Linked DNA regions of Homo sapiens: regions 1, 3, 4, 5 and 6 are each linked to region 2. The links are chromatin contacts, found by Hi-C or POLR2A ChIA-PET in ENCODE. All regions are on one chromosome and are shown on one strand. Each heading gives the region's core, a stretch centred on a gene start or an enhancer-like site at or near the end of the contact. The rest is flanking DNA. Distances are from core to core; before and after follow the strand shown.

Region 1 (3,629 bases), core at 237-2,736, 370 kb before region 2:
GGTGCATGTCTGTAATCCCAGCTACTCAGGAAGCTGAGGCAGGAGAATTGCTTGAACCCAGAAGGCAAAGGCTGCTGTGAGCCGAGATCCAGCCATTGCACTCCAGCCTGGGCGACAGAAGGAGATTCTGTCTCAAACAAAAACAAAAACAAACAAAGTACCTTCCCAGTTAAGTGAAGTGACTGGCTCTTGGCCAAGGGAACCCCCAAAAAACCCTGAAAATTGAGTGCCTCTGTATGACAGGATGGCAGGTGAGACAGGTCTCCTTATACCCTCTCCCTTTAGGAGTTTACATGCAGCAACTGACGCACATTCATGTAAAAACAGACATTATCTGACTGGAAAAACAGACTCCTTGTGGCAAGAAGATACCAAATTACAAACAAGACCTAAGGCCACGCAAGGTAAGGGTAAGTCATGCCTTGGAATTCATAAAATCTCGAGAAACAGGTCTGTTTTTTGGCTGGGATGGAATCAAGTGGCAGATAACAGACCCCCTTCCTTCAGCATTCCTTCCTACCTCCTCCAAACTTTAGACAAACTTCACACTCTCAATCAACTGCCACCTACAGAATCCCTCAACCACCTGTGCCTTCTAACCCCCCTTCCACAGGTCCCGCCCTTTCTGCCAATGGAACTTACACCTTCCAGGCACTGATTCATGATTTTCCCTGCAATTCCTGTCTCTCTGAAATGAATAAAACCAAATTGTCTTGAGCCGCCTCGGGACCACTCACTATAGGCTTCTTGGGGTTGTGTTTCCCTTGCCAAGGTCTCTCCTATTTGGCTACGAATAAACTTTATTTTACATTGTTTGGCTTTTTCAGTTGACAAACCACAAGCCAGGACTGGGTGGTTCTCATTACTGAATTGCTGTTTGCTCAAATGAACTCTTTAATTGTTAATGTACTTCAGTTTAATTTTTAACAGGAGAAAGTGGGAACTGGGGGCCCCACAGACCACTGCTCCTCCCACGCACGAACCCTACACACGAGTCAGGATTTCCCCCATGACCCTCTCGTGGCTTCCGCATAATCTGGGGAGACGCGGGGCTGCGGGCGCGGAACTGCCCAGAGAGGGCTCCGGGGCGGGGCCGCAGTCACCGCGCAGGGACAGGACAGGACACCCGGGGTCCCGGCTGCCAGCCCAGCCCCATCCAGCGGCCGAGGGGACCGAGGGCCGAGCAGCTCCAGGAGGACTCGGTCCCAGACCCTGGAGTCGCCCGCAGGGAGGCCCGGGTCCCGCCGCAGCCGGTTCCGGCCGGTTCCAGGCAGCCTCTACCCCGTCTCGGGACAACCGGCTATGCACACGCACCATTTCCTGGCTTTCAGATGTCCTGGGGTCCTCTCTACAGCTCCTGTGACTACAGAAGGGCACAGCGCAGGAGACAGAGCGATAGAAACCTGGGTAGAGGTACCAGGTCCCTCTCGGGGATGGATACAGCGGATATCAACCACCGGCTGCGCAAGGACAAAGGTGAGGACAGGAATGCGACCCACTCTGTGCCTGGATAAACAATGGGCAGGGCCCTGCCCCGGCACCTCTGATTGGATGGAATGCTAGGCCCCGCCCCTCACTTCTGAGTGACAGCGGAAGCCTTGGGTATCAGGCCCGGCAGAGCCAGACTGACTTGACGGATTCTAGCCACAGCTTCTCTAAGGGCGAGGTGCTTCCTGTACTCTGATTATTGGATATTTGCATTTCAGCCAGACTTGCTACAGATATAAGAGAACACTAGCGTCTTCCTCACTCAAGGGATTTTCCCCGCTCCTTCGTTCTGCACGGGGTCACAGGAGTGTGCAGGGAATTTCAGACTCAGTGTCCATAGGAGCCATCTGCTGGCCTCAGAGCAGCAGGGGAACCGAGACCAGGCCAGGCACGACTGCATCAGGAGAGGCACATGTCCTTGAGCGGGCCGGAATTGGGAATGAGGCATGGCCAAGCCTTGCTCACACACCCCCATCCCCTCCTCACAGTGTGAAAATGCTCCCTGCTTCCAGATCTTCATTTTCACCAGCAGGAAACTCTCACCTGGGGTTAATTTAACCTTCTGACCTAAATAAACTGTCAACTTCATGAACCCTTTATCCAGGTGTCGCCCCCAAACAATTCTGTCTCTAGCCTGATATTCACACATTCTCTTTATATATACAAACAACTCTGCCTCCAGCGACCCCATGCGTGTCAAACCCCAAACCCTGCCCAGAAGACAGCCCCAGGCTCCAGAGGTACAACACCAGAAAGGACAGAACCCCACAAAGGCGTCTGCACGTCTCTTCTGCTTTCCAGGGCTCTGCAGCTTCTCGGAATCCACACTCCTTCTGGAGCTGCTCTGAGCGGCTGGAGGCCACTTGTAGGGGAGGGCGGGCTGCCCGGGAAGACCCCAGGGAATCTCTCTTTCTCTTCCTTTGCAGGATCCACACTGGCCTCGGCGTGGAGTCACTGGCCTGGGGCTCTGCTGCCCCCTGCAGGTTATTCAGCTACTTCTCACCCGACTGATCAGTTCCATGAGACAAACACCCTCAAACCCCTGCTCTCCTCCTATGTTTATGTATAAAATGGGCGAGGAAAATTCTAAGATAACTTAAGTGCATTTAAAAGACTTTCAGATCGCGGTGGAGGTGGCAGCTGAGGGTCCCCTGATCAGTGACACTGCAGCAACTCCAGGCCTGGAGAGAGGGTGGAGAGCTGGAGCTGGATGTGGACAGGTGGAGGGAGCTACTCTGGGAACTGGGCTCTACAGCAGCGCGGATCTAGGGCCCGGAGCCCGGGAGAGCAGAGATGGGGGCTCCCGGGACAGGACGCTTGGGGAGAAGAGAGTCGGGCGGTTTCCATGGGACGGGGGTGCTGTGGCAGCTGGTGTGGGCCTGTGGCTATCATAACTAAGCCCGATTGGGACGTGAAAACTTGGATTCCGTGGGAATTTATGAAGAGGAAGGCTCTGATGACAAAGAAGTCATTGATGAGGAGGGGGAAGAGAGTCACCGGCAAGCTCACCCCCTTATGGAAAGAAAAGTGAACGCTCAACCACTGCTGCAAAATGGGGTCAAAGGATGAGAGTATCACTGTGAGGGAATAAACTGCTGCATAACTCTGAGAGATTGCAAAAACCTTTCAACAACAGCCTGGGAGGCCGGATACCATGGCTCACGCCTGTAATCCCAACATTTTGGGAGGCCAAAGTGGGAGGAGCACTTGAAGACAGAAGTTGGAGATCACCCTGAGCAGTGAAGTGAGACCCTCCCAACTCCATACATCTTTGTTTAGAATTAGCCTGGAGAGGTGGTGTGTACCTATAGTCTCAGCTAGTCAGGAGGCTGAGGCAGGAGGATCACTTGAGCCTCAAAGTTTGAGGCTGCTGTGAGCTATGATCAGGCTACTGCACTTCAGCAAGACACTGTCTCAAAACACACACACACACACACACACACACACACTCTCTCTCTCTCTCACCAAACTACCTGGGGAAACCCTGACCCCCTTGGATGGTCTAATTGTAAAACATAACAGGTGGTGATATTTCCTCATCGACTGGATCATTCCGCCACATAAGAGGCTTGGCCTACTGAGGATTTACCAGGCAGGATGACCTCCTTGCAGTCAATGGAAAAAGCCCCTGGTGAAACCAT
Region 2 (3,435 bases), core at 247-2,746:
AACTCCTGGCCTCAGGTGATCCTCCCGCCTTGGCCTCCCAAAGTGTTGGGATTACAGACATGAGCCATGGCACCAGGCCAACCAAAAGACATTCTGAGAACATCCCTGTGCCTAGGAGAGAGAAAAGGAGAAGAGGCACAAAGGTTTTTTCACAGCAGGGTCTCATACATGTATTCTCTGCTTTCCTCTCCTGTGAAATGTTCAGAAACAGAAAGCAAATATTTTTAAAAGACCAATCGATTGCTCCTTGAAAAAATAATACAAATTAATTAGTTTGAAATGTGCAATAAAGGACAAAGAGTTGATAATGTCGTGACTGGAGTTACCTTTTGGGAATATGGTGAAAGAAGTGGTATCAAGAATTATTTGCAAGCGCCAGAGGAGTCAGGCTAGGGGAACAAGGTCAAGGATTTGGGACCCTGTCCCCCTGGGGAGTGTTAAAATAATTAATTTGGAGACAATTAGAGGGCTGTGGCTATGGTGTCCTGGTTTCCTACCCAAGGAAACAGAAATCTAAGTCGAATGAAATTCTTTTATTTGATTTTATATTTTAAAAATTTGTAGTAGTTTTTTGGTCTCAGTCTGAATATGTTCATTTAAAAAAAATTAACAGAGATGGGGTCTCGCTATATTGCGAGGCTGATCTTCAACTCCTGGGCCCAAGCGATCCTCCTGTCTTGGCCTCCAAAAGCGCTGCGATTACAGGCGTGAGCCACCGCGCTCCAGCCTCAAATGAAATTCTTATAAATTACCAGTTTATAAGGAAATAAAATTTAGGGTTAATAAACCACAACCACCAATCCACCTCTGACTACATAAGCAGAAAATGTCCACCTAGATAGAGCAAATAAGGCGACTGCATAACTGTCACCAACCAAGTACTGAATTTGGTTCGCTTCCTCCTGCACCTTACAGCCTTTCCTTCCATTCCCTCCAACGGATCCCCAAGCCACAAACCACGACCGGGAGCTTCTCCATCGATGAGCCGCTGTTTGCTCAAATAAACTCTAAATTTTTAACGGGAGAAAGGCGGGACTGTGGGGGGCGGCCACAGACCGCAGCTCCTGCAACACGAACCACATCCGAGGAGGGATACCCCCATGACCCTCCCGCGGCCCCCGCACCATGTGGGGAGACGCGGGGCTGCGGGGCCGCAGGCGTCGCGCAGGGACGGGACAGGACGACCGGGGTCCCAGCTCCTGGCCCAGCCCCACCTTGCGGCCGAGGGAACTCGGGTCCCAGACCCCGGAGTCGCCGCAGGGAGGCCTAGGTCCCTCCACAGCCGGTTCCGGCCGGTTCCAACCAGCCCCTCCCCCAGGTCTGGGGACGCCTGACCCCTCACACGCACCATTTCTCGGCTTCCAGGTGTCCCGGCGTCCTCCCTACGACTCCCGCGACCTGTACAGGTCACGGCGCGACAGAGGCTGCGGCGGAGACACCTTGGGCCTCTCGGAGAAACGGAGACGCGAGCCCGGGTGGGGACGGTCGCCAGAAACAAAGGCTCCGTAGGGAGGCGCAGGCCCTGCCCTCCTCTCCCGGGCCCATCTGAATGGACAGTTGGCAGGGCCCCGCCCCAGCGCCCCTGATTGGATAGGGTGACATACCCCGCCCCCTAAGGCCTGAGTGACGTAGGAAGCCATGGAAACGTGGCTGTGCGTAGCAGTGTTGACTGGTTCTAGCCACTGCGCCTCTCAGGCCGAGTTTCCTCCCTGCACCCAGCCCGAGGGATATTTGAGGGTTTGTTTTGGTTTTTTTTTTTTTTTTTTTTTGAGACGGAGTTTCGCTTTTGTCGCCCAGGCTGGAGTGCAGTGGCGCGATCTCAGCTCACTGCAATCTCTGCCTCCCGGGTTCAAGCGATTCTCGTGCCTCAGCCTCCCGAGTAGCTGAATTACAGGCACCCGCCACCACGCCTGGCTAATTTTTGTATTTTTCGTAGAGACGGGGTTTCGCCATGTTACCGAGGCTGGTCTCTAACTCCTGACCTCAAGTGATACGCCCACCTCAGCCTCCCAAAGTGCTGGGATTACAGGCGTGAGCCACCACGCGTGGCCTTGTTTTGGTTTCCTTCCTTCCTTCCTTCCTTCCTTCCTTCCTTCCTTCCTTCCTTCCATCCTCCCTCCCTCCCTCCTTTCTTTTTTTTCTTTCAGGGTCTTGCTCTGTCACCCAGGCTGGACTGCAGTGGCATGATCTCGGCTCACTCCAGCCCCAATCTCCCGGGCTCAAACGATCCTCCTGCCTCAGCCTCCCTAGTAGCTGGGACCAAAGTCACGCCCCACCACACTCTGCTAATTTTATTTTGTTGTTGGTGCTGTGTGTGTGACGGGGGTGGGGTGGGTTAGATGGGGTCTCACTATGTTGACCAGGCTGGTCGTGAATTCCTGGGCTCAAGTGATCCTCCTGCCTAGGCCTCCCCAGGTGCTGGGATTACAAATGTGAGCCACCGTGCCCGGCCAATATTTGCATTTAATGCAGAGCTTGCTTCTAGCTTGCCAGAGTAGGCACTGTCTTCTTCTGGCACTCCATGAGCTCTTCCTTCTAATTCCTTCCGGACACAAGGTCACCAGTATGTGCAGGGAACTCCACACTCACTGTGACATGGAGCAATCGCCTTGCCTCAGAACGGGAGGGAGCCCAGGCTAGGCCAGGGAGGACAGGAAGAGGAGGAAGGGCCTGATGTTCCGGGAAACGGGCATTTGGGATGAGGCGTGCCAAGGCTTCCTCCCATACCCTCCGGTCCCTGAAAAAACATCTATACGTGGAAAAAAAAGTAGAAATAACTGAGGTGAGAGGAAGGATGCTCTCTGATGAAGTGATGTGGGATGAGACCCAAAGTAATGTATTAGTATTAAAAGGCAGGTTGGGCTGGGTGCGATGGAGCACGCCTGTAATCTAGCACTTTGGGAGGCCGAGGCAGGCGGATCACCTGAGGTCGGGAGTTCGGAACATGGAGAAACCCCATCTCTACTAAAAATACAAAATTAGGCCAGGCGCCGTGGCTCATGCCTGTAATCCCAGCACTTTGGGAGGCCGAGGCGGGCAGATCACGAGGTCTGGAGATCGAGACCATCCTGGCTAACACGGTGAAACCCCATCTCTACTAAAAATACAAAAAATTAGCCGGGCGTGGCAGTGGGCGCCTGTAGTCCCAGCTACTCGGGAGGCTGAGGCAGGAGAATGGCGTGAACCTGGGAGGCGGAACTTGTAGTGAGCCGAGATGGCGCCACTGCGCTCCAGACTGGGAGAGAGAGCGAGATTCCGTCTCAAAAATAAATAAATAAATAAAATAAAATAAATAAATAAATAAAAATACAAAATTAGCCGGGCCTGGTGGCACATGCCTGTAATCCCAGCTACTCGGGAGGCTGAGGCAGGAGAATCGCTTGAATCGGGGAGGTGGAGGTTGCGGTGAGCCAAGATCACACCATTGCACTTTAG
Region 3 (3,273 bases), core at 759-3,258, 510 kb after region 2:
GAGGATCGCTTGAGGCCAGGAGTTCAAGACCAGCCTGAGCAACCAAGCGAGACCTCATCTCTACAAAAAGTTAAAAAATAAATAAGTAAATAAAAATAAAAGAACAATCATCCGTATTTCATTACACCCTCCCTCCCTCTCTGGCCTCCCAGAGGAAACTGGTGTGTTAGTTACAGCGTGAATTTCAAGGCAGTTCAAAGCTCTCCATCCAGTCAAAGCCAACCCCCTTGCCAATTAAAAAAAAAGTTTCCTGCAATCCTTGTGTTCATCAGGCAATCCCAATCCTTTTCTAGGCTAGGCTGGTTCTCAGGAGGGAAAGGGCCATGTAGCTGTTGTCTAGGGCGAGGCTGTCTCTCTGCAACTAATTTAAAGCCACCTAAAAAGCTCTAACTCAGGATCATGCACTAACCAGCCTCTTGTGGAAATCTAAAATCTAATCCATTTCACCCAGAGGAAAAATCGCCGCTTGGACAGCTGAACCGAAGCCATTCACAGCCTCTGAAGAAGCGAGGCCACCCCAGGGGGTCGGTCCCGGGGGATAGCTGCCCCACCGTGGCTGAAGATCTCGGCTGCAGACCAAGGAGGGGCGGGGAGATTCTGAGGCAACGTTTCAACCTCGTAAGGAACCGAGGCCTTGAGGGTGGCCGGGGGCCCCTCTGTGAACTTGATCGGGGCTGGTGGGGCGAGGGCGCCCCCCAGGACAAGGTGGGGACGGAGGTGTCGCCACAGAGCACAGCGGAAACCGGGGACTTCGCCAGGAGGGCCCAGGATAACGGAGGGCGACTCGTGTATGTCGCGGAGGCGGCTCCGGGGACCCGGGACTTGTCGTCGCCTTTGTGACAGGAACCGCGGAGGAACGCCAGGCCTCCCCTGCATCCGCCTCGCCCCGGACAAGGTGAGGCTCAGACTTCCGCGCCAGCCCCGCCCCGCTCGTACACAAGCCCCGTCCTCCCGACGCCCGCCTCCGCCTCCACCGCCTCACATTGGACAAGGGGAGTGGCTCGAGGGTGGCCTGTTGGACTACACCCAATGGAATTCGGGGGGCGGGCCAAAGGGGCGGGGGCAGGGGCGGGAGGGGGTGGCCCCCGTCCCGGAGCACGCGGCGGAATCCCGGGACTGCACCCAACTCAGGATGGCAGTGGCGCCCTGGGGTCGCGCAAAGCGGATCGGGACCCCTGAGCCCGCGGTGACCTCCAGGCTGGACATCCGGGTCTCCAGTCGCCCTCGCCCCCAGAAGGACTTAAGGCGGGGGTGGGAGTGATCCCTTGTTTTAGGACTGGAGGTCCCCACACCCAGCTCCGAGTTAGAAGAGAGGGTCCCGGCCGGGCGCGGTGGCTGACGCCTGTAATCCCAGCACTTTTGGGCAGATCACCTGAGGTCGGGGTTCGAGACCAGCCTGGCCAAAATGGTGAAAACCCGTCTCTACTAAAAATACAAAAATTAGGCGGGCGTGGTGGTTGGGCGCCTGTAATCCCAGCTATTCGGGAGGCTGAGAGAGGAGACTCGCTTAAACCCGGGAGGCGGAGGTTGCAGTGAGCTGAGATCGTGCCACTGCACTCCATCCTGGGCGACAGAGCTAGACTCCGTCTCAAAGAAGATGCGGTCCCTCACCCTGTGGAGACTTGGGGGACAGCGGTGCCCCGTTTCCCTTAAATCCCTCAGACTCCTCCCGACCCTCGCGCTCCCCTCAGCGCCCCCCTCCAGCGCCCCCTCCAGCCGTTTGGGAAGGACCCCGTGCCATTACCCCACAAGTCTCCCAGGGATGGAGTGATTATTTGTACCCAAAAAAATAAATTCCCAAGGGCCCCCCGGGGGCTCCCTCTCAACCTATTCTGGCGCCTGGAGCAAGCCTTACCTGCAGTCCCCGCCGCGGCGAGGAGCAAGGCGACGGTCCAGCGCAATTTCCAGCCCCAGGGCCCCATGCTCGCAGCCTCTGCCAGGCAGTGTCCCGACCCGGATCACGACCTGCTGTGTCCTAGCTGGAAACCCTGGCTTCCCGCGATTGCACTCGGGGCCCACGTCATTTACAGCATTTCAATGTGAGGTTTCTAGCAGGGGGAGGAGTTTGCAGTGGGGTGATTTTCAAATGTCTTCACCTCACTGCAAGAGGAGGAGTTTCGAACGGCCGATGTGACATCGGCTTTTTAACCCGTGAAGCTCTGATTCCCACTCCAGTCCTTCGAAAGTGTCGCCAGGGCAGGCGACTTGATTTGTTGTATTTGGGTCTCCGGTGAAGAGCTGACGCCCCCTCAAAATTGGAAACGCATCTTCTGAAAGATCCTCCTGAAATTTCTCGATGTTTAACTGTTAACATTTTGCTGTTGTTGTCCACAGAAGGATAACAACAGCCTTTCAAGATCCTCCAATAGCCTAATGCCATTGTCCTCTCTGCCTCAAAAGGAAAACACTAAAAATGTTGGGAACTTCCGCCACTTTCTATATTTGCCTTTTCCTTTCTAGGAATTGTGTATAGATTTTTAGCTTCCTTTCGTTGTATATTGTTTTTACATTGTTATTCCAAATCACCTAATAGACACTGATCAATCAGGAATTTAAATAAAATCTTCACAAAAGTACAGCCAAAAAAATATTTTTTGTTTTGTGGGATCCCGCCTTTGGCTGAGTATAAACATCTGAAAAATCAATTGTACGGATACCTGGAGTCTGGACGTAAATATTGATTTCTCCCCTTAGGAGAAGGAGTTGAACAAACAGAAGGGCGGTTTCCTCTCCCTCAAAGCAAAATCAAAACAAAACAGGGCTTTCACAGTTGAACTTGAACCCCTAAGCCACAGAGAGCTGGTGGAGACCAACTTTTAGAATTGAGTCTCTTTGGGGACTCATGGGGTTGCCAGAGGCCTCTTGCCAAAAAGGCACATGTGAGAAACTTGCCTGAACCCCACACAGGGCTGGGCAGTCTTGGCGGTTCCCCCAGGAATAAGCTGGATTTCTCTGGGATTTTGCAAACTGACTTTGGCAGGCAGTGCTAACCTCTCAGCAGGATTTTAGGGAAACCTAGGAGACCAGGCAGAAAAGGGACAAATTGAACTCTCAGAAGGACAAAAAAAAAGATTAATCAGGGAAAATAATTTTTTAATTATTTTTATTATAATTTTTTAAATAATTATTTATTATTTATTTATCATTATTTCCAGCTGTCACTCAGGCTGGACTGCAGTGGCGTGATCACAGCTCTCTGCAGCGTCAACCCTGGGCTCAAGGAATCCTCCCACCTCAGCCTCCTGAATAGCTAGGACCACAGGAGTGCACCAC
Region 4 (3,311 bases), core at 723-3,222, 260 kb after region 2:
TTCACTTCACAAAACAACCATCATGGGAACCAAACCTTAGCTGTTGGGGCCGTGAAGTCTTTGGGAGTGCTTGTTACTAAGCATAACCCAGCCCTTCCTAACTAATGCACTTCATCCTCATTCATCCACGTGGCAGCTCTTGAGGCAGCTACTTTTGTTCCCACGAGGCAGTGGGGGCTCAGAGAAGTTCAGCAAATTGAGTAAGGTGGAATTGCTGGGATTCCAACACCAGCAAAACCTGGGTATTTCACAAAGGGATCCAACCCACTTTAACTTTCTTTATTTAGAGATAAAGTCTTGCCCTGTCACCTAGGCTGGAGTGCAGTGGCACAGTCATAACCTACTGAAGCCTCTCTCTCTCCCAGGCTCAAGCAATCCCCCTGCCTCAGCCTCCGGAGTAGCTAAGACTACATGTATGTGCCCCCATGGTCAGCTAATTTTTTTTTCTTTTTTCTTTTTTTCTTTTTCTTTTTTTTTTTTTTTTTTTTTTTGTGGCCAGCTAATTTTCAAAAAAATTTTTTGTAGAGTTGGGATCTCTATGTTGCCTAGGCTGGCCTTGAACTCCTGAGCTCAAGGAATCCTCCTGCCTCAGCCTCCCAAAGGGCTGGGATTACAGGCATCAGACACTGTGCCCAGCCTCATTTATTTTTTAATTTTTTTTTTTTTTTTTTTGAGACAGAGTCTCACTCCATCGTCTAGGCTGGAGTGCAGTGGCGCGATCTCGGCTCACTGCAACCTCCACCTCCTGGGTTCAAGCGATTCTCCTGCCTCAGCCTCCCAAGTAGTTGGGATTACAGGTGTGCACCACCATGCTCGGCTAATTTTTGTATATTTATTTATTTATTTGAGACAGAGTTTCGCTCTTTTTGCCCAGGCTGGAGTGCAGTGGCGTGATCTCGGCTCACTGCAACCTCCGCCTTCCGGGTTCAAGCAATTCTCCTGCCTCAGCTTCCAGAGTAACTGGGATTACAGGCATGCGTCACCACGCCTGGCTAATTTTGTATTTTTTAGTAGAGACAGGGTTTCTTCACGTTGGCCAGGCTAGTCTCGAACTCCCGACCTCAGGTGATCTGCCCACCTCGGCCTCCCAAAGTGCTGAGATTACAGGTGTGAGCCACCGTGCCCAGCCCCTAATATTTGTATTTTTTTTTTTTTTTTTTTAGTAGAGATGAGGTTTCACCATGTTGGCCAGGCTGGTCTTAAATTCCTGACCTCAAGTGATCCGCCTGCCTTGGCCTCCCAAAGTACTGGGATTACAGGCATAAGCCACCGCGCCCAGCTCTCGTTTATTTTTATTTATTTGAAACAGGGTCTTGCTCTGTTGCCCAGGCTGGAGTGCTGTGGTGCAATCAAGGCTCACTGCAGCCTCGATGTCTCCAGCAATCCTCCTGCCTCAGCCTCCCAAGTAGCTGGGGTTACAGACGCACGCCACCACACCTGGCTAATTTTTGTTATTTTTAGTAGAGATGAGGTCTCCTTACGATGCCCAAGCTGGTCTCAAACTCCTGGCCTCAAGTGATTCTCCTGCCTCGGCCTCCCAAACTGCTGTAATTACAGGCCACCGCGCCTGGCCTAGCCTACTTTAAGGCCGGCACTGCACTTGACAAACACTAACTCAGATCAGAATCCTCCCACAACTCTGTGAGGTTGGGTACTCTCGCTATGAGCTACTTGACGGATGGGGAAACTGAGGCTCAAAGAGGTTAAGTAACGCGTCCAAAGCCACAAGACTAGAAAGTGGTGGAGCTGGGACTCGAACCAGGCCCAAGACTCTATGCTTTTAACAGCCGTGCGTATAGTAGAAGCTCTTTACAAGCAGCTGGGAAAATGAGATGTTGCTTGGCTAGGACGGGCTCTAGACGCTTGGTGCAGCTTCCAGCCCCTCCCACCCGCTCTCTGAAAGCCCCGCCCAAGACTCGGCCCCTCTTCGTCCTCCCCCATCCCCCGCTCCGGGAACGGCCCTTCCTCCGCCTTCTGGGCGGAGCCCGCGCGGGATCCGGGTGGCTGCAGGCTGCTGGCTTCTGCGGCTGCGGGGTCGGGGTCGCGGCCAGGGCCAAGCCGCAGCGAGTTCACAGGCGGAACCCCTGCAGGCGGCGCCCCCTACGCGAGGTCACCCCTGGGAAGGAGCGCAGCCCACCCGGCCCCTCCGCATCCGAGCAGGTCTGTGGGGTACGGGGGTTTGGGAGGAAGGTAGGGGGTCTGGGGAACAAAGGCGGGGCTGCGGGGAACGCCTCTGCCCTCGCCCCCACCCAGCTGGGCACTTGGGAAGCGCTGATGGGGCGCGGGCGGGGCAGAGAGCCCAGCTGGGGACAGGCGTTGGGACCATATGGTGATGGGGGAAACTCCTGAGTCCACCTGCATTGGCTGGGGCGCCCCAAATCTAGTGAAGGGGAACAGAGGCGAGCCCTCCGGGGCCAGGCTTGAGGGAGGGTCGGCAGATGGTTAGAAAGAGGCGGGACCGACTGACACAGGTGAGCTAAGGCTGGGGGAGGTGGGGGCCCCAGCCTTGCGGCCCTGCCCTGCGTGGGGAAAGGTTTCCTGCCTCTTCTCTTCCCCTCCTTAAACTCGTTCTCCTGGAACACGGGGTGGGGCCGGTTGGGTCCTGGTTTAAAATGGAAAAAAGCCCCAAAGGCAGTTGAGAAATAGCTGTGCCAGGGCTGTCTCTGCCTCTGCCCCGCCTGCATCCAGGCCTTCTGCAGCCTCTCCGTGCGGTTCCCGCAGCGGCCATAGACAGCTGGGGAAACTGAGGCCTGGGAGAGGTTATGAGGGTTGAGGGAGCACCTTGGACTCGGATGAAGCAGCATGTTGGAGTGTGGGCAGATTCAAGGAGCCTAGCCGTGGGACAGATTGCCTGGAAAGACCAAGGGTGGGCGGCAGTGGTCGTGGTGGTGGGGTTGTGTTAATTAAGTGGCTGGGATCGTTTCCTTGGGTATAAGGACTCTCACTCCTGCCTCCGTGGACTGGGGCTGGAGTGAGTCAGCCTTGGGCAGAAGGAGACAGGCCTGGCCCCTTTGACAAATAGAAAATAGCAGTACCCATTTAGGGGGTAGAACTGGACTCTAAACCTGGGCCCTGTACATAGAAAACCCCTTCCCCTTGGAACTCAGAGAAGGGGTTGTATTTGGCATGAGTTGGTGGGCGGCAGGCGCCCCAGTGGCTGACACCTGCCAAAGTCAACACCCAAGCCTTAATCAGGGGCTCTATCCAGCTTATCCAGCTGGCAGGTCCTCCCCCCACCCCACCCCAGCTTACACCTGGGCCACACCGGCTGCACACGCTGGGGCGAAGTCCACACCTGTGCCTTCTCCAGA
Region 5 (3,500 bases), core at 56-2,555, 460 kb after region 2:
CCACAGGGCAATGTGGGGAGGATTTTCCAATTCCAAGACAAGCCCCAGCTCTGGGAGAAGGGAACCTGACATGGCCCCTTGACACAGTGGCCCCGCCTGTCTAGGTGGCTGATGTCACTATTTACTCCCAAGCTCCCCGCTCCCCATCCCAGGAACAGCCCCAGAGCAGCCCAGCCCAGGGGAGGGACGGCTCCGGATGGAGCAGAAAGTTGCCAGGAAACCCCAGCGGCCATGCTCAGTGGGGTGATGGGGACCAGGGACTCCCACTCAGAACCCTCCGTGGCTTTTTTATTCCTTCATCATCACGGAAAATCACTGCCTGCAAGGGAGGAGGGTGCTGACCCCAGACTGGGGAGCGGGGAGGGGATTAGGCCAGGGCCAGCTGCAGGGCAGGGCAGCCTGCACCCCTCTCCCCACCTCCCTCTGGCAGCCGCGGCTCAGCCCAGAGGCTCCAGGCTGACTCACTGCAGACAGCTGTGGTCTGGGATGCCTCGGGCTGCTGGAAGGGGAACGGCCTGGGGACAGGAGAAGGGGAGGGACAGCAGGGGACACTAGTTGTGGGTGTCAGACTTGCTGGGAGTGGGACAAATTCCTCCCACCTTCCACCCTGTCCTGGCCAGAGCTGTTGAGCCTGCGGAGACAGGACAGGACCACCAGCCTGCAGGGGTGGCGTTCCCCAAGCTGCAGGCTGCCCCCAGCCCTGCAGGACAAGTGGGTGGGTGGGTGGGTGCTGAGCCTATAGACCAGGGAGCCAGCAGCGCATTTTACCAGGGCCCCGTTCTGAGCCAGAGAACTGGAACCGGCGAGGATCAGAATCCAGCCACAGTGACCCGAGCCTCCTATTTCTCTCTGTAAAATGGGTGGCTGTCAACCCTCCCTCCCTTTGGCGACCATCGGGGCAGAACGATGGATTGTCAGGAAACTGAATGTCTGCATGTCTGTGTCACCCTCAAAGCTCTGATACAAGCTCCCAATGCAGCAGCCAAGGCCGAATACCAGAACCTTCCATCACCTCTGGCCTCTCCTCTGGGCCATGCCCCACCCATGCTGTGCTCCCAGTCCCCACCCCTGCCTGGGGATGCACCCCGGTCCTGCCCACCCTCCCGTCTCAGTCTCAGCACCCTCGAGCCGCCACCTCCCAGGCCCTCCCGTTTTCCTGGCCATCTGAGCCCGCTTATCCTGTTTGCCACTTGGTTGAGCACCAATTTCGTCAATCGAGCAATTATCGAGCGCCTGTGTGCAGGCTCCAGGACGCTTCCTGTGTGGGCTGCTCAGTTTTCCCTCCCAGGGGCGTTTTGGAAGCGTCCCAAAACAAAAGGCGGAAGGCAGGAAGGAAGTGCCACCCCGTGGACGCAGGAAAGATGACAGGCCCTGCCTTTGTCTCCGAGCGCCTGCGCAGCCCCATCCTGCCCCACTTCCAGAGCCCCTGGGGAGGGGGAGATTAGCTTTGTCTCCATTGTCAGGTGGGGAAACTGAGGCTCTGAGGTGCCTGTCACCCAGCGAGTCAGTGGCAGAGCCAGGTTATGAACCCAGACGGCCTGGTCAGTCTGCTCTTTTTGGGTTTTTGTTGTGTTTTGTTTTGTTTTTTTGAGACAGAGTTTCCCAGGCTGGAGTGCAATGGTGCAATCTCGGCTCACCGCAACCTCTTCCTCCCAGGTTCAAGCAATTCTCCTACCTCAGCCTCCCGCGTAGCTGGGATTACAGGCATGCGCCGCCACACCCAGCTAATTTTGTATTTTTAGTAGAGATGGGGTTTCTCCATGTTGGTCAGGCTGGTCTCAAACCCCCAACCTCAGGTGATCCGCCCACCTTGGCCTCCCAAAGTGCTGGACTCAAGAGATCTTCCCACCTCAGCCTCCAAGTATCTGGGACTACAGGTGTGCGCCATCGCATCCGGCTGGTAATTTTAAAACTTTTTCTGTTGTTGTTGTCTGTTTTTTTGACGCAGTGTCTCGCTCTGTCAGGCTGGAGTGCAGTGGTGCGATCTTGGCTCAGTGCAACCTCGGCCTCCCGAGTTCAAGCGATTCTCCTGCCTCAGCCTCCCAAGTAGCTGGGATTACAGGCATGCGCCACCACACCCAACTAATTTTTGTATTTTTAGTAGAGGCGGGGTTTTGCCATTTTGGCTAGGCTGGTTTTGAACTCCTGACCTCAGGTGATCCGCCTGCCTCGGCCTCCCAGAGTGCTGGGATTATAGGCATGAGCCACTGAGCCCAGAAATTTAAAAACGTTTTTTAGAGATGGGGTCTTGCTATGTTGCCCAGACTGCTCTTGAACTCCTGGGCTCAAGCAATCCTCCTGCCTCAGCTTCCCAAGGTACTGGGATTACAGGCATGAGCCACGTTTGTGGACCTAACCACCCCAGTGTCGTGTCACCCCTGGGCCAACCCTGTCCCTCCTTCGATCCACCCAGTAAGGCACCATTGCCTGGGCTTCATCAGCCTGTCCCTGTTGGGCTCAGCCCGTGGGAGGCACTGGTGGGAGATAGAGCCTGGAGCGGGGGACAGGCTGGGCTCTTCCCCGCCTCGCTCTGCTGGGGACCATGTCTGCAGCACTTCTTTCCCTCCTATGAGTTTCTGGCTCTCACCAGCTCCCAGGCTCCAGAAACCACATCTTCCTCTCCTGGTTTTGTGGTGGTGGCGCTTTCTGCTGTTGCTTATTTCTGGGTTACCTCACCGTCCCCCTGTTTAATCTTGAACATTTTTTATGGTGCAGTCACCTGCCAGCATACCCGGCTAATTTTTTTGTATTTTTAGTAGACAGGGTTTCACTATGTTGGGCAGGCTGGTCTCGAACTCCTGACCTCATGATCCGCCTGCCTCAGCCTCCCAAAGTGTTGGGATTACAGGCTTGAGCCACCGCACCCTGCTTTTTTTTTTTTTTATTGAGATGGTGTCTCGCTCTGTTGCCCAGCCTGGAGTGCAATGGTGCCGTCATAGCTCACTGCAGCCTCAAAATCTTACCCTTTTTAGTAGAGACATGGTTTCACCATGTTGGCCAGGCTAGTCTCAAACTCCTGACCTCAAGTGATCTGCCTTCCTTGGCCTCCATTTTTAGAATAGATACAAAAAATTGCTACATTTTAGAAGAATATTCTAGAAGAATATTAAACAGAGTATGGGGACAGAAAAGCAACTGGCAGGAAGGAAGTTTTCTTCAGGGGGAGTTTCTCTAATGAAGTAACATTTGGCTTGGTGCGGTGGCTCACACCTGTAATCCTAGCATTTTGGGAGGCCGAGGCGGTAGACGACTTGAGGTCAAGAGTTCAAGAATAGCCTGGCCAACATGGCAAAACCCCATCTCTACTGAAAATATAAAAATTAGCCGGGTACGCGCCTGTGATCCCAGCAACACAGGAGGCTGAGGCAGGAGAATCGCTTGAACCCGGGAGGTGGAGGTTGCAGTGAGCCAAGATTGTGCCACTGCACTCCAGCCTGGGCAATAAAGCAAGACCTTGTCTCAAAAAAATAAATAAAATAAAATGATGTCAGGTCCTTAAG
Region 6 (3,425 bases), core at 909-3,408, 350 kb after region 2:
ATGAAGGGGCTGCTTCGGGCTCATGGCACCCACCCTGCCATCTCCACCCTGGCCCGCTCTGCCATCTTCTCTGTGACCTACCCCTCACCTGACATCTTCCTGGTCATCAAGGTGCCTGCTGGGGCTGGGCAAGGGGGTGGTAATGGCGAATGTCACTGATTTAGTCCCTGCCTTCACAGAATGAGACAGATACATCACCAAGAAGGGTAATCAGGGCTGTTGTGGGGGAAACACAGGCAGGGAGGAGGCCCCTGATCCAACTCAGGTGGGGAGAAATCACCAAGGGCTTCCAGGGAGAGGCGACAGTTGAGCTGATAACTATACGTGGGCAGCCTGGGGAGAAAAGCCATCCCTAGGCACATGTGACAGGCTGGGGTCCTCGGAGGTGGGTGAGATGCTGTTGGGAAGTTTGTGGACAGATGAAAGACATAGTTGGCACCCTCATTTGAGATTTTCTGTTTCTGGGAGGGAGGTCAAATTTCTTTTCTCAAAACCTTCTATTAGTTTGCAATGATGAAATGAATCCAGTATCCACAGGCAGGTGCTGCTATGGTCACGCTTCACAGGGATCCCTCCTTCAGTCCTCACCACAGGGCCTAAGGTGGAGGGGTGCCATGGTTCCCATTTTCCAGATGGGGAAACTGAGGCACAGAGTGGATAGGGTCCCACTGCCCAGGGTCCCACAGCCCCTGAGTGGTCAGGATTGGAGTCTAGGCCTCATGGCTCAGAGCCATGCCCAGAGTGGCCTCTATTTACACTAACAAAGAAAAATGTAGGGAAGGCCAGGCACAGTGACTCACAACTGTAATCCTAGCACTTTGGGAGGCTGAGGCGGGAGGATCGCTTTAGCCCAGGAGTTTGAGACCAACCTTGCCAACATGGTGAAACCCATTCTCTACTAAAAACACAAAAATTGGCTGGGCGCGGTGGCTCACGCCTGTAATCCCAGCACTTTGGGAGGCCGAGGCAGGCAGATCACCTGAAGTTGGGAGTTCCAGACCAGCCTGACCAATGGTGAAACCTCGTCTCTACTAAAAATACAAAAATTAGCGGGACGTAGTAGCAGGCGCTTGTAGTCCCAGCTACTTGGGAGGCTGAGGCAGGAGAATTGCTTGAACCCGGGAGGCAGAGGTTGCAGTGAGCCGAGATTGTGCCATTGCACTTCCGTCTGGGTGACAGAGCGAGACCCCATCTCAAAAAAAAAAAAAAAAAAAAAAAAAAAGCCAGGTGTGGTGGGTCATGCCTGTAATCCCAGCTACTCAGGAGGCTGAGGCAGGAGAATTGCTTAAACTCAGGAGGCAGAGGTTGCAGTGAGCTGAGATCCCATCACGCACTTCAGCCTGGGCAACAGGGAGACTCTGTCTAAAAAAAAAAATTCACAGCAAGCCTGTTATCCCAGCACTTTGGGAGGCAGAGGCAGGGGCATCACTTGAGCCCAAGAGTTTGAGACCAGCCTAGGCAACATAGCGAGACCCCTGTCTCTATATAATACATACATACATACATACATAAATGTAAATAAATAAGTAAATTTAGGGAAAATATCACCAGCTAAAGGTAGGCTTGGAGGTTAGGGGTAGATCTGAAGAATGGGAGGGAGTAGCCACCAGGCAGGCCAACACTAACCCTTGATCCCAAGGACAGCGGGAGCCATGGGAGGTGTTGGAGCAAAGGCCTTCATATGTTAGGAGTGTCCGAGGGCCCATGAGGGGTCCAGGAGGCTGGGGAGCCAGCACGGGGGAACAGAGCGTTCGGGCAGCGCCTCACTGGATTCATTCATCTGCCCCGCAGTTGGAGAAGGTGCTTCAGCAAGGGGACATCAGTGAGTGCTGTGAGCCTTACATGGTGTTGAAAGAAGTGGACACAGCCAAGGTAAGCGTGTGGAGGCTGGACTAGGGGCAACAGATCCCTGACTCAGCAGGGCTAGGATGCTGAGCTGGCAGGGGACGGGGTCTCCCCACAGAACAAAGAGAAGCTAGAGAAGCTGCGCCTGGCGGCCGAGCAGTTCTGCACCCGCCTGGGCCGCTACCGCATGCCCTTCGCCTGGACGGCCGTGCACTTGGCCAACATCGTGAGCAGCGCTGGGCAGCTGGACCGGGACTCTGACTCGGAGGGCGGTGAGGAGGCGGGGCTAACAGGCTTGGGGCGGGGCTAAAGGGTGGTGCTGACAGGCCTGGGGCGGGGCTACGGGGCGAGGGGGTGCGCCCTCTGCTGGCCGAACTGTGCCGCCCCTGAGTCTCCCTGTTTCATCTTGGTCCCCCTTTTGTCATTGTCATTCCCTCCCCTAGAGCGCCGGCCAGCCTGGACAGACCGCCGCCGTCGGGGGCCCCAGGACCGGGCGAGTAGTGGGGACGACGCCTGCAGCTTCTCTGGCTTCCGTCCAGCCACGCTAACTGTCACAAACTTCTTTAAGCAGGTGTCCTACCCTGGGGCCAGGGACTCTCCCACTCCCCGCTGGCTGCATTAGCCCTGGGGACCCCTAGCCCCCTGGCCCAGGCTGACGGGAGTGGGTCCCATGTAGGAGGCTGAGCGACTCAGTGACGAGGACCTCTTCAAGTTCCTGGCTGACATGAGGCGCCCGTCGTCCCTGCTGCGGCGACTACGTCCTGTGACTGGTGCGTGGCACACCCCATACACAAGAAGTATCACTCTCACTCAGCCACTCAACAAACCTACACTGAGAGCACCTACTGTGCCAGGGGCATCAGAGACCCAACGATGACCATGATGGACAAATCCCTGACCTCAGGGGCTGGCTACAGCTTCTAATGGGGACCATAGACAAGAAGCAGAATAAATAAGATGGATACAGCGTCAATAGGTGGTTAATGGCAGCGGGGCAGGCAGGGGTCCTGGGGGCAGAGTTGATCAAATGTAGGGGTAAGGCTGGGGTGCAGTGGCTCAAGTCTGTAACGCCAACACTTTGGGAGGCTGAGGCAGGAGGATGATTGTTTGAGCCCAGGAGCTCAAGACCAGCCTGGGGGCCAGGTGTGATGGCTCATACCTGTAATGCCAGCACTTTGGGAGGCCGAGGCGGGCAGATCACTTGAGGTCAGGAGTTTGAGACCAGCCTGGCCAACATGGTGAAATTCCATCTCTACTAAAAATACAAAAATTCACCAGGTGTGGTGGCACACACCTGTAATCCCAGCTACCTGGGAGGCTGAGGCAGGAGAATCACTTGAACTGGGGAGGCAGAGGTTGCAGTGAGCCGAGATCGCCCCACTGCACTCCAGCCTGAGCAACAGAGTGACTCCACTTAAAAAAAAGAAAAACAAAAACGAAAAAAAATTTAGGGTGACAGACAGCAGAGTTGAGGGCAATTTCTGGCCTTGGCGCCTGAGGGACACAGCCCCCAGTCCCCAGAGAACATCATGGGAGAGTCTGCCCTGACTACACAGCCCAGAAAGGGTGGGCTGAGCCAG

What was found. Hi-C counts contacts between places; a loop is a spot of excess contacts on that map. ChIA-PET counts read pairs that join two places held with the same protein, here RNA polymerase II (POLR2A). Pooled maps may share reads with other maps.
Region 1: a pooled map shows a loop between it and region 2 (6-fold over the local background). The contact joins the promoter of ZNF763 here to the promoter of ZNF627 in region 2. A Hi-C loop is called at or near these places in 4 of 50 pooled maps. POLR2A ChIA-PET finds 5 or more read pairs at or near these places in 2 of 52 experiments (HepG2 and OCI-LY7).
Region 3: a map of CD8-positive, alpha-beta T cell shows a loop between it and region 2 (28-fold over the local background). The contact joins the promoter of LDLR here to the promoter of ZNF627 in region 2. A Hi-C loop is called at or near these places in 1 of 168 maps with a recorded cell type or tissue (CD8-positive, alpha-beta T cell), 6 of 37 single-sample maps with no recorded cell type and 10 of 50 pooled maps. POLR2A ChIA-PET finds 5 or more read pairs at or near these places in 5 of 52 experiments (GM12878, PC-3, T-cell and 2 more).
Region 4: a pooled map shows a loop between it and region 2 (3-fold over the local background). The contact joins the promoter of RAB3D here to the promoter of ZNF627 in region 2. A Hi-C loop is called at or near these places in 1 of 37 single-sample maps with no recorded cell type and 9 of 50 pooled maps. POLR2A ChIA-PET finds 5 or more read pairs at or near these places in 3 of 52 experiments (CD8-positive, alpha-beta T cell, GM12878 and activated naive CD8-positive, alpha-beta T cell).
Region 5: a loop to region 2 is called in a map of chondrocyte, with 2.6 times the contacts of the local background. The contact joins the enhancer-like site here to the promoter of ZNF627 in region 2. A Hi-C loop is called at or near these places in 7 of 168 maps with a recorded cell type or tissue (CD4-positive, alpha-beta T cell, MCF 10A, PC-9 and 4 more) and 20 of 50 pooled maps. POLR2A ChIA-PET finds 5 or more read pairs at or near these places in 2 of 52 experiments (Panc1 and activated CD8-positive, alpha-beta memory T cell).
Region 6: a pooled map shows a loop between it and region 2 (2.5-fold over the local background). The contact joins the enhancer-like site here to the promoter of ZNF627 in region 2. A Hi-C loop is called at or near these places in 9 of 168 maps with a recorded cell type or tissue (CD4-positive, alpha-beta T cell, CD8-positive, alpha-beta T cell, chondrocyte and 5 more) and 18 of 50 pooled maps. POLR2A ChIA-PET finds 5 or more read pairs at or near these places in 1 of 52 experiments (activated T-cell).

What each region holds. Positions count from the first base shown.
Region 1 is chr19:11,962,897-11,966,525 of GRCh38, reverse strand. It overlaps ZNF763 (zinc finger protein 763), which reads right to left and starts at 1,486. Exons shown (of 4, transcript NM_001367172.2): 1 at 1,315-1,486. The coding sequence starts at 1,317. It also overlaps a transcript of ZNF69 not described here. RefSeq lists a silencer at 1,067-1,266 and enhancers at 1,418-1,712, 1,405-2,358.
Region 2 is chr19:11,595,544-11,598,978 of GRCh38, reverse strand. It overlaps ZNF627 (zinc finger protein 627), which reads right to left and starts at 1,496. Exons shown (of 4, transcript NM_145295.4): 1 at 1,349-1,496. The coding sequence starts at 1,351. RefSeq lists silencers at 1,102-1,241, 1,582-1,711 and enhancers at 1,392-1,471, 559-1,557.
Region 3 is chr19:11,088,198-11,091,470 of GRCh38, reverse strand. It overlaps LDLR (low density lipoprotein receptor), which reads right to left and starts at 2,008. Exons shown (of 18, transcript NM_000527.5): 1 at 1,856-2,008. The coding sequence starts at 1,922. LDLR-AS1 (LDLR antisense RNA 1) reads left to right here and starts at 1,812. Exons shown (of 1, transcript NR_163945.1): 1 at 1,812-2,403. RefSeq lists enhancers at 668-847, 565-1,158, 1,159-1,754 and a silencer at 918-1,177.
Region 4 is chr19:11,338,318-11,341,628 of GRCh38, reverse strand. RAB3D (RAB3D, member RAS oncogene family) reads left to right here and starts at 1,972. Exons shown (of 5, transcript NM_004283.4): 1 at 1,972-2,160. RefSeq lists a silencer at 1,930-2,189.
Region 5 is chr19:11,135,712-11,139,211 of GRCh38, reverse strand. No RefSeq gene overlaps it. Among named protein-coding and RNA genes, the nearest start is that of SPC24, 18 kb to the left of the region's middle. Within about 2 kb of position 1,305, at least 33 of the 41 ENCODE cell types and tissues checked have a DNase peak (open chromatin) inside an H3K27ac peak, as active enhancers do; they include PC-9, Panc1, dorsolateral prefrontal cortex and 1 more, where a contact is called at or near this core.
Region 6 is chr19:11,242,249-11,245,673 of GRCh38, reverse strand. DOCK6 (dedicator of cytokinesis 6) reads left to right here. Exons shown (of 48, transcript NM_020812.4): 9 at 1-111; 10 at 1,792-1,872; 11 at 1,964-2,117; 12 at 2,289-2,416; 13 at 2,522-2,615. Among named protein-coding and RNA genes, the nearest start is that of ANGPTL8, 4.3 kb to the right of the region's middle. RefSeq lists an enhancer at 1,383-2,193. Within about 2 kb of position 2,158, at least 9 of the 41 ENCODE cell types and tissues checked have a DNase peak (open chromatin) inside an H3K27ac peak, as active enhancers do; they include spleen, where a contact is called at or near this core.